2 separate regions of the Homo sapiens genome follow, and region 1 is linked to region 2. The links are chromatin contacts, found by Hi-C or POLR2A ChIA-PET in ENCODE. All regions are on one chromosome and are shown on one strand. The core of a region is the stretch at or near the end of the contact, and the rest is flanking DNA. Distances in the headings are between cores, read along the strand shown.

Region 1 (4,943 bases), core at 1,142-3,641, 130 kb before region 2:
TTGTGGTTATAATTGGGGATAGAAATGTTTTAGCAAGAAAGTGGTTTGTAGGTTGGCTGGAGATGGACTTTGATGTCTGGCTCCTCCTGTCTCTTTTGAGAAACCTGGTATAACTGGAAATGTGGGGAGCCTTAGGATCAAGCATATTGAACGTGGTTTTCCTTTGGCCAGAATTAAAATTTGATTTTGCTTTTCTAGATTGTCCAAGTTGCTGTGATTATCAAACTGAAATGAAGTACCATTATATTATAAAATACCATTATATTATAAAATATTTGCTACATAGATCTGTTATAACTTTTCTGTACTGTTTATCAATTAGTAAATGGTATTAAATTTATTTAGATAATCAGCTACTAAAATAAACTAGTCATGAGGAAGGACCTGTTTTCATTGAATTTTTCAATAATAGTGCATTTCCTGGCACATAAAAGGCATTCAATAAATTGATGAAATAATAAGTAATAAAGTTTAACAAGGATCTACTGATAAAGTTTTACTTATAATGCACCCTAGCAAGTTTTTATATATAGACTATTTTAAAAAAGATTAATCAAGACATTAAACCTAAAGGGAGATTTTTTTAAATGGTTTGGGAAGAAAAGCACAGTAATATGTATTTTTAAGATTAATATTGTACAAGTATTTTTATTATGTTTGAAGGTTTTTGGCTTATTTATTAGCAGAGGAGGAACTCTTTAAAGAGTTTCTTTTCCTCTTTCAGGCCACCAGCACTATGTAGTGAATCATTGAAATGATTCTTCCTTTTTATTCTCATGTTACTATCAAAACCTGGCACAATGGAGGCATATAATAAATCTTAAAGAACAATAAGTACCTCTACTTCTTAGAAAAAAGAAAAATCTTACCTTCTGAAACTTCTTATTTTTAAAAATGTTAATATAGATTCAAATGTTTTTTTTAAATTTTACATAACTTTTTCCAGATTGCAAAAGCAATACAAGTTCATTATAGAGAACTTGGAAATAGAATAATTAAAATTACCATAAACTTCTGGACCCAAGATAGTTGCTATTTAATTTTGATATATTTCTTACCAGTCCAGCATTTTTCCATGAGTATTCTACAGAGTGCTTGCCTAATATAAGATGTTCTGGTGAACAAGAGTTCAAGTAGAAAATCTATTTACTGTGCCCCTCTTGGAGATCCATGATGCATAGTGGCAGTATTAAAGGCTCTGAGAAGGTCTGCAAGAAAGAAACCCTTTGCATTATTTAATCAGTGTTTCCTAAGCTTATTTGACGACTAAGTCCTCTGTGTATGTATGTGTGTGTAGAATTTATTAGCATCCTCATACTTTGACAAATTTAATTCTATTTTCCTTTTCTTCTTTTAAGATGTTAGCTTTTCTGGGAGTCTATTCTGGTTATAGGACATTCCCCTTTAATTTTTCAGGGCCGATCTCTTGGTAGGCCTCAGAAAGAGGATGCAGAGCCAAAAAGAGAGAAGATGTGCCCTGGAAAGGAGGAATAGACTTAAAATGCATGATTACTGTGGGCTGCATTACAAGATTTTGCATACCCCCAGTCCAAAAATCAAATTTATTCATGTTCAGTAAGATGCTTCTGAGACTTTGCCAGCTGTGGATTATGCATTTGGGGAAAGCTGATGGAGAGGCCTTTGATCATAGGCTGGGTTGTTGTAGAACTTCCTGATTGCAAAGAGCAGACAATTACTTTTAAGAGAGGGTGTTGGGGGTGTGGGGAAGTGGGGAGGTAGCTATCGAACTGTGAGATTTGGTTATTATCTAGTATGCCATGTCCTTGGATCTGGCTTTCTGAGATGACTTTTGTTCACAGTAAAATCTTACATGTTGTGGCTAATAAAAAAAAAACTTGCTTCAAGACTGCTGTAGAGACACTGAATCTAAACTGGGCACCAACATTGTCACCCACAGAGAGAGACTTGCTAGAAACAAGTGAGGAAGCATCTCTAGCAATTTTGTGGAGGTTTTCTTTAAGCTTCTAGCAACTGTTGCTAGTGTCACTAGATTGCTGTTTTTAGAACAGTTTTAGGGATTTCCATCTTGCTTCCTACCCAGCTCTTTCTCTTAATTTTTGAAATGCCAAGAGCTTAGTGGTAGAAGTCTGAACAACTTTTTGTTTTTTTTAAAAGAAGGTCTTGGCTTGGCTCTTTTTTTTTTTTTTTTTTGAGCTGGAGCCTTGCTCTGTCACCCAGACTAGAGTGCAGTGGTGCGATCTTGGCTCACTGCAACCTCTGCCTCCTGGGCTCAAGTGATTCTCGTGCCTCAGCCTCCTGAGTAGCTGGGATTACAGGCACACACCACCACGCCCAGCTCATTTTCGTATTTTTAGTAGAGACAGGGTTTCACCGTGTTGGCTAGGCTGCTCTCCAACTCCTGACCTCAGGCGATTCACCTGCCTCTGGCTCCCAAAATGCTAAGATTACAGGCGTGAGCCATCATGCCTGGTTTACCTCTTGAATATATATATATTTATATCTAGATTTTCTTCTATAAACATTAATTCAACTATTCTTATTTTAGGAAATGTAGAAATTATATGACCAAAAATGCATATATTATAAGGGAATATATTAGAGAGATTTGCAGAAAAATGCAAGGCCCTTCATCTGATTGAAAATCTACGTTGAAGACATTTGAGAAGAAGCAGATTGGTTGCATTAGTTTTTACATAGGTGTTCACCTGGTCATATTTTTATGTTTTTCAGAGTATGAAATCCATTGAGATAGTGAAACTCCCAAAAACTAGTTACTAAAGCAAGAAAGGTATGCAATAGAACTGGCAGGTCTATAAAATGTGAAATGTTAAGTCTGCCTTTGGGACAGTGTAAATGTTGCAAAAATTTATCAAGATAGAAAACAAAAGTAAAACCAAGACACGTTGCAGAACTCAGTGACAGTTGGTTATCTTGCATTGAGTAATCTGTGGAAGAAACTGCTGACTGTTCCCCAATATCATCTTCCTTTCTTTATAAGTTATTTATGTTTCTCCTGGATTAAAGACTGTTTTTTTGGCCGGGCACAGTGCCTCACACCTGCAGTCCCAGCACTTTGGGAGGCCAAAGTGGGCAGATGGCTGAGCCCAGGAGTTTGAGACCATCCTGGGTAACATAGTGAAACCCCATGTCTACAAAAAATAAAATACTAGCTGGGCATGGTGGCTCATGCCTGTAGTCCCAGCTACTTGGAAGGCTGAGGTTGGAGGATTGCTTGAGCCCGGGTGGCCAAGGCTTCAGTGAGCCATGCTCTCTAGCCTGGGTGACTGAGACCATGTCTCAAAGAGAAAAAAGGACAATTTTTTCTAGCTTACCTTTTGGCCAGTTATGCCTTTGTGACTGTATTCTGGCAAGAGGATTTATGTGGAAATTTCACAAAATGGGGATCATTACCCTTGTTTATCCCATTCTTTCTTCCTGATGCCTGGAATTGGGTGAGATTGCTGGACTTGAGCAGCCATTGTGGATCATGAAGTAGAAGCAGATGCTACAGAGAATGGAGCAGCAAGACAGATGGAACCTGGGCTAGCCACGGTGGTTCACGCCTGTACTCCCAGCCGAGGGGTACAGGGCAGGCGGGTTGGGGGGCCAGGACGAGCAGATCACCTGAGGTCAGGAGTTCAAGACCAGCCTGGCCAACATGGCGAAACCCCGTCTCTACTGAAAATACAAAAATTTGCCAGGCGTGGTGGTACATGCCTATAATCCCAGCTACCCGGGAGGCTGAGGCAGGAGAATTGCTTGAACCTGGGAGGCTGAGGTTGCAGTGAGCTGAGATCGTACCACTGCACTTCAGCCTGGGTGACAGAGTGAGACTCCATCTAAAAAATAAATTAAAAAAAAAAAGATAGATGGAACCTGGGTCCTTATCACCATCGAGCACCATACCAGTCCTGGGTAACTTCTATAGACCTTGTTTACAACGAGGGAGAAATATATATATATCTTTCTTGATTAAGCCACTGTTATTTTGGGTTTTCTGTAACATGATGCTGAACCTAATCCTTCTATGGTATTATGCTACCCTTAGGTTAGACTGATTTTTTTGTCAAGGTTGTCATCATAGCACAGATCAAGATACAACCAGATTCACCTGAGAACAATCAATTTACTAGTGCTGATAGTATGTAGAGCCAGTTGACTAGGCAATGTTCAGAACAGACTTTCTATTAAATATCTTCCTCACTGTGCCTTTATTTGACCTGACCATTTTTTTTTACGGTAGAGTGTCAGGATGTGATATGGTTTGTTTATTCATTCAGCAAATGTAATGAGTGCCTACTATAGGCCAGCCATTGTGTTAGGCTCTGGGAATCCAGTGTGAGCCAAACAGGCATAGTCTGTGTCTTGACACAGCTTACAGTTTGGTGTAGAAGATGGATATTAATGAAAGGACCACACAGTTATATAATGACTGTACAAACTGTGACATGAGCACAGGAAGCTACCAGAACACATACAACGGAAGAATCTCATCTAGACTTGGGGTAGGAGGGCTAGTCAGGAAAGCTGTCTTGCACAAGTAGCTTTTGAATTGAGATGTGAAAGGTGAATTGGATTTAATCAGGTGAGGGTGGGTAGGATGTTCTAGATAGAGGGAATTGTCTGGACCAAAGCTCTGAGAAGGGAGGGGCTGCAGCATTTTCAGGAGTGGAAGGGCATCCGGAAGTTGCACTGGTGCACTGCATGGAAAGGAAAGTCATGGAAATAACCAAGCTGACTTGTCAAGGATGTCACTTTTGTAAGGCGTTAAACATTCCCTTTCATGACAAAATTATTTTAGAGGAGCTGATTTCATTCCAAATCTATCACAAAATAAATAAAACAATCAGACCTTTTGTATTTTAGGGAGTGATGCTCTGGGACATGTAATTAGGTGCCAGTTTTCTGTGCGCGATTCTCTTTTGTAGTGATTTACATGTTGTATATTAGCTGTCATTTAG
Region 2 (4,933 bases), core at 908-3,407:
CTTTTAAAACATGTGATGTTATGCAATAACTTGAGAGGTCAGGTACATTTTATCTTTTCCTTTCAAAATTATCTTTGCCTCTTGTAATTGTTGATCATACTTTTATTTTATTTTATTTAGAAGAATGTCATTCTGTCACCCAGGCTGGAGTACAGTGGTAAAATCCTAGCTCACTGCAGCCTCATGTTGATCATACTTAAAAAATAAATAAATAAATGAATGTTTTCAGGGCATTATTAGGAGTGTCCATAGGGGTATTTCAGATGGGTGTCACTGGCTCATGAGCACCTCCATTGTTTTTCTCTCCCTCTCTTTTTTTTAGAGTAAAGATGGCAAAAGTCCACTGCACATGACAGCTGTCCATGGAAGGTTCACACGGTCACAGACCCTCATTCAGAATGGTAAGAGAGATGCTTCAGTAGTGTCATTATTTCGATAGTTTCTTGTTGTGAATTTGGCTGTCAGTCACCTGCATATGAAAGTCGATGCCCTGTTTTGGAGTTTTAGTAAGCATGCAATTACATAATTCTTTGATGTACTTTGCTAAAAACTGTTCATCAGACATGTCATCAACATCCACCTTAATAGTAAAAACATAAAGCCACAGTTTCACAGTCAATTTGGAGTCAGGCACAGAGCATGAGCTTTGAAATTGGAAATGATGTATTTATGTAGGCTCAAGATCCTGTGCATCTCACTCTGAAACTAATAAAGGTAAGTAGCATTCATTTTCCAGCAACAAATCTGAATTATTTTTAAATTTTAGAGTTCACTATAATTTCCTAAGTTAAAACTTATTAAGCTAGTTGGGCAAAATTAGGAAAAATGAGATGACTTAGAGGAAAAGCAGGTAAGGATGTGATATAAAGGATCATAAAATCACAGGCTTAGGTGGGCGTGGTGGCTCACGTCTGTAATCCCAGGCACTTTGGGAGGCCGAGGTGGGCAGATCACCTGAGGTCAGGAGTTCGAGACCAGCCTGGCCAACATGGTGAAACTCTGTCTTTACTAAAAATACAAAAATTAGCCAGGAGTGGTGGCAGGTGCCTATAATCCCAGCTACTCAGGAGGCTGAGGCAGGAGAATCGCTTGAACTCGGGAGGAGGAAGTTGCACTGAGCCAAGATTGTGCCATTGCACTCTAGCCTGGGTGACAGAGCGAGACTTTGTCTTAAAAAAAAAAAAATTCACAGGCTTGACAGAGAAGACCTGGGAAAGTCACAGTAATATAGTAACTTTCTGGGCTTACGACAAAGGTATGCTTGAACCATCAGGTTGTCACTGAAGTCAAAGTACTAGGGAGTATCATTTTACATCCTGGTTCATGTTACTAATAGGGGGTCATGGCCAGCAGCATCACTTCTATTAGTAAATCTTAGAGAGTATTTAAAAAAGACAAAAACCAGGTTTAGTTCAGATTTTAAGCTGATATTCCAGGTCAATCTGGCAGTTCCTATTTTTAGTTGACCCATACTTCTACTTCTCAAAATTCTGATATTAGTCAGTTTCCTTGGACCTGTATTTTTCTCATCTATAAGAATTTCGGACCACATACACTTGAATTATTAGTGGCACTGAGTTATGTCTTAGTCACTTAAGACATAAAACAAAGAAGTCATTTGACATTTGGATGGAAGACCAGCCAGTGGAATTATGCTTAGCAAGCAAAATATCTGCAGCAAAGCAAAGGAAATTTATATGCATTCCAGTGAAGCTATAGGGAAAAGAAATCCTAACAAGTTTCCAGTGAGCCAAGGAAGGTAAAACAGAAATTAACCGTGCAATACCCATTATTTCTAATTTGAAATATGTGCTATGCCTTTGACATTCATTTTATTGAAAAGGCCACCGTGTTTTATTTTGCTGAATGTAAATAAAGGGGGTCGGGGGGAGTGACCCTAGTCTCTTTCGAGCACGTCTCTTATGCCACTGTATTTCTCAACTGTTTTTCAGAAATAATGTCCACCCCCCTTTAAAAACAAACAAAACTTTTAGAAACAAACAAAACTTAAACAGCTTGGTTCCCTTTTAGAGCAACTTCAAGCTCCAGAGACAAGGTTGGAGGGAAAACAACTTTTCTCCTTCTAAGCACTGCCTTCCCCGCAGGTTCATCCCTGTGCGTCAGGCCATGCTGGTCATCTCTATGACGCATCTCCTCTCTGTCCTGCTGGCATGCTTACAACAGTCCCAGGGGACTGCTGGCAGCTTTGGCCTCTGCAAGAGCCATGTGGGCTGGAAGAATTCCATGTCCTGCCTGGATATTCTTGCTAGACTTTTTTTGTTTATTTGTGTTTTTGTTGTTGTTGTTGTTGTTGTTGTTGTTGTTTTTTAAGACACTTTCTCACTCTGTTGCTCAGGCTGGAGTGAAATGGGGTGATCTCAGCTCACTGCAACATCTGCCTCTCGGGTTCAAGCGATTCTTGTGCCTCAGCCTCCCAAGTAGCTGGGACTACAGGTGTGCCACCATGCCCAGCTAATTTTTGTATTTTTACTAGAGATGGGGTTTTGCCATGTGTTGACCAGGCTGGTCTCAACTCCTGGCCTCAAATGATCTGTCCACCTTGGCCTCCCAAAATGCTGGGCTAACAGGTGTGAGCCACCGTGCCCTGCTGTTGCTAGACTTTTGAGTTGGGGGAGACCTAAAAGAGACCCTGTCTCTTATCCTCTGTGGTCAGGGGATCTTTGTTTCAGAACCTCTCTCATTCTTGGTTGTCCTGGCATCTTGCTTATGGATTGGGTGGGGTCCAGGGGCCTGAATTGATAAGGATATAGTGGCTATAATATGTAGCCTATTATATATAATGATAAAGCTAAGTGATAATGATAAAGCCAAGTGTTCATAGTGTGCCAGGCACTTGGCTAAACACCACTTATAAAGCCTTTCAACCACCCTATGAGAAAAAGGTACTATGATTATCTCCATTTCAAAGATGAGGAAGCTGAGGCAGAGAGGTTGTCACTTGTGTCTGGATAAATGGCCAGTATGTTGAGGAATAGGGATCTGAACACAGGAAGTCTGACATCAGAGACTGAACTCTCAACCACCACGCTTATAAACATGACCTCCAGAAACCAATGGTGTTTTAAAAAAATTCCTTTTAAAATTGAATTCTGTTTACTCTGAGAGTCACTTATATTTGAAATAGAGTTTTCCCTGTAAAAGGATGCTTTGGTATTCTCTTATCTCAACTGACAATTTTTTTGCATTCATAACACATGTGAGAACTGTGAATTCTTCCATTTGACATTTTTTAAAATGCCCTTGGGGAGAAGAAAAGGAAGTTCTTTTTTTACCTCCTGTTTGTTGGCTTCCTTCTGGGAAGAATCTTGGGCTGTTGCTGGGACACTCCCTCTCCAGAAGCTCATGCCCCTAGGGCCTGGTGTCAGTCCCCCCAGAGTGGGACATCACCTAGCAGGAGCCCCTCTGTCCTCCAGGACCACATGGGCACAGCATTTGGCTCCCTGAAGCAACTAAACATGCTACTGAGGAATGTTCTTTGTATTTATTTGTTTTGTTAAATTGCATTGGTGTTTGGACTTTGAATAGTTTTCTCTGCTTCTCTGACTGCTCTCCAGTCAGGATTACTAGTTTTCATAACTTTGTTTTTCCAGAATCATCCAGCTTTAGTAAGACAATAATGAAAAAAAAAACCCCACTCTTTTTTAGTTAGTAAGCAAAGACTACCTCTGCTATCCAATCACATTGTTTGTTGTCTGAAGCTGTGTTGTCACAGCAATAGAGGGAAAGCAACTGACCAAAGACAGCATCTGGTGTCTGAAGGCATTTGACCTCACCATTGGCCCTAGGCACCCCCCTCAGATGCCGTCCAGCAGGTTACACAAGTTCAAAAATGATGTTTTCTTCACAGAAGCTTTAAAAATAAATAGAGTTTGAAAAGGAAGAGTCAAGTTGTAGGTTAGGATGAGTCAATGTGAGATTTTTGACCCTTTGGCTCACAATCCTTCCAAGGCAACTTAATAAGCTGATCATTCTTGTTTGTGCAATGAAAAACTAATTTCAGATGAATGCTTAGAGGATACTAATTAATTATCCTTTCTGACATGCTCTGCATACTTCTAAACTGGCAAATGTTTATTTTCCTCACTGGTTGTCAATGATCAATCTCCAATATTTAACTTGCAACCTTCAAATGACAAACGGTAAAGAGATTTCATTTGCATTCCAAGCAAGTTTTAAAAATTTTCAAATGAAAATGGCAAGGTTTGTGGAGTAATTGTAAGATAGAAATGCACTTATCTAGAGGTGCTGTTTATATAGAAAACATGTTTTCAGATAACAAATAGAGAGTCTGTCTTTTATTTTTCCACTAAGTTATGTTTTCCTGAAAAAAAAAAAAAAATATATATATATATATTTGAGACGGAGTCTTGCTCTGTCACCCAGGCTGGAGTGCAGTGGCACCATCTCAGCTCACTGCAAGCTTTGCCTCCCGGGTTCACTCCATTCTCCTGCCTCAGCCTCCCGAGTAGCTGGGACTACATGCGCCTGCCACCACGCCCAGCTAATTTTTTGTGTTTTTTAATAGAGATGGGCTTTCACCATGTTAGCCAGGATGGTCTCAATCTCCTGACCTCGTGATCTGCCTGCCTCGGCCTCCCAAAGTGCTGGGATTACAGGCGTGAGCCACTGCGACTGGCCTCCTGAAATATATTTTAAATGATAACAAAAGCACATATGGACAATAATTATCTTTCTTTTTTTGGGATGAAATCTCGCTGTGTAGCCCAGGCTGGACTGCAGTGGTGCGATCTCGGCTCACTGCTATCTCTGCCTCCCGGGTTGAAGAAATTCCCCTGCCTCAGCCTCTCAAGTAGCTAGGACTACTCAGGTAGCTTGCCACCACACCTGGCTAATTTTTGTATTTTTAGTAGAGATGGGGTTTCGCCATATTGGCCAGGCTGTTCTTGAACTC

The links. Hi-C counts contacts between places; a loop is a spot of excess contacts on that map. ChIA-PET counts read pairs that join two places held with the same protein, here RNA polymerase II (POLR2A). Pooled maps may share reads with other maps.
Region 1: a loop to region 2 is called in a map with no recorded cell type, with 2.8 times the contacts of the local background. The contact joins two enhancer-like sites. A Hi-C loop is called at or near these places in 3 of 37 single-sample maps with no recorded cell type and 4 of 50 pooled maps. POLR2A ChIA-PET finds 5 or more read pairs at or near these places in 4 of 52 experiments (activated CD4-positive, alpha-beta T cell, activated T-cell and naive thymus-derived CD4-positive, alpha-beta T cell).

What each region holds. Positions count from the first base shown.
Region 1 is chr2:197,237,604-197,242,546 of GRCh38, reverse strand. All of the region lies in intron 1 of ANKRD44 (ankyrin repeat domain 44), which reads left to right. Among named protein-coding and RNA genes, the nearest start is that of ANKRD44-AS1, 42 kb to the right of the region's middle. RefSeq lists an enhancer at 2,838-2,887. Within about 2 kb of position 2,391, at least 6 of the 41 ENCODE cell types and tissues checked have a DNase peak (open chromatin) inside an H3K27ac peak, as active enhancers do.
Region 2 is chr2:197,106,234-197,111,166 of GRCh38, reverse strand. ANKRD44 (ankyrin repeat domain 44) reads left to right here. Exons shown (of 28, transcript NM_001195144.2): 9 at 323-401. Among named protein-coding and RNA genes, the nearest start is that of ANKRD44-AS1, 89 kb to the left of the region's middle. Within about 2 kb of position 2,157, at least 11 of the 41 ENCODE cell types and tissues checked have a DNase peak (open chromatin) inside an H3K27ac peak, as active enhancers do.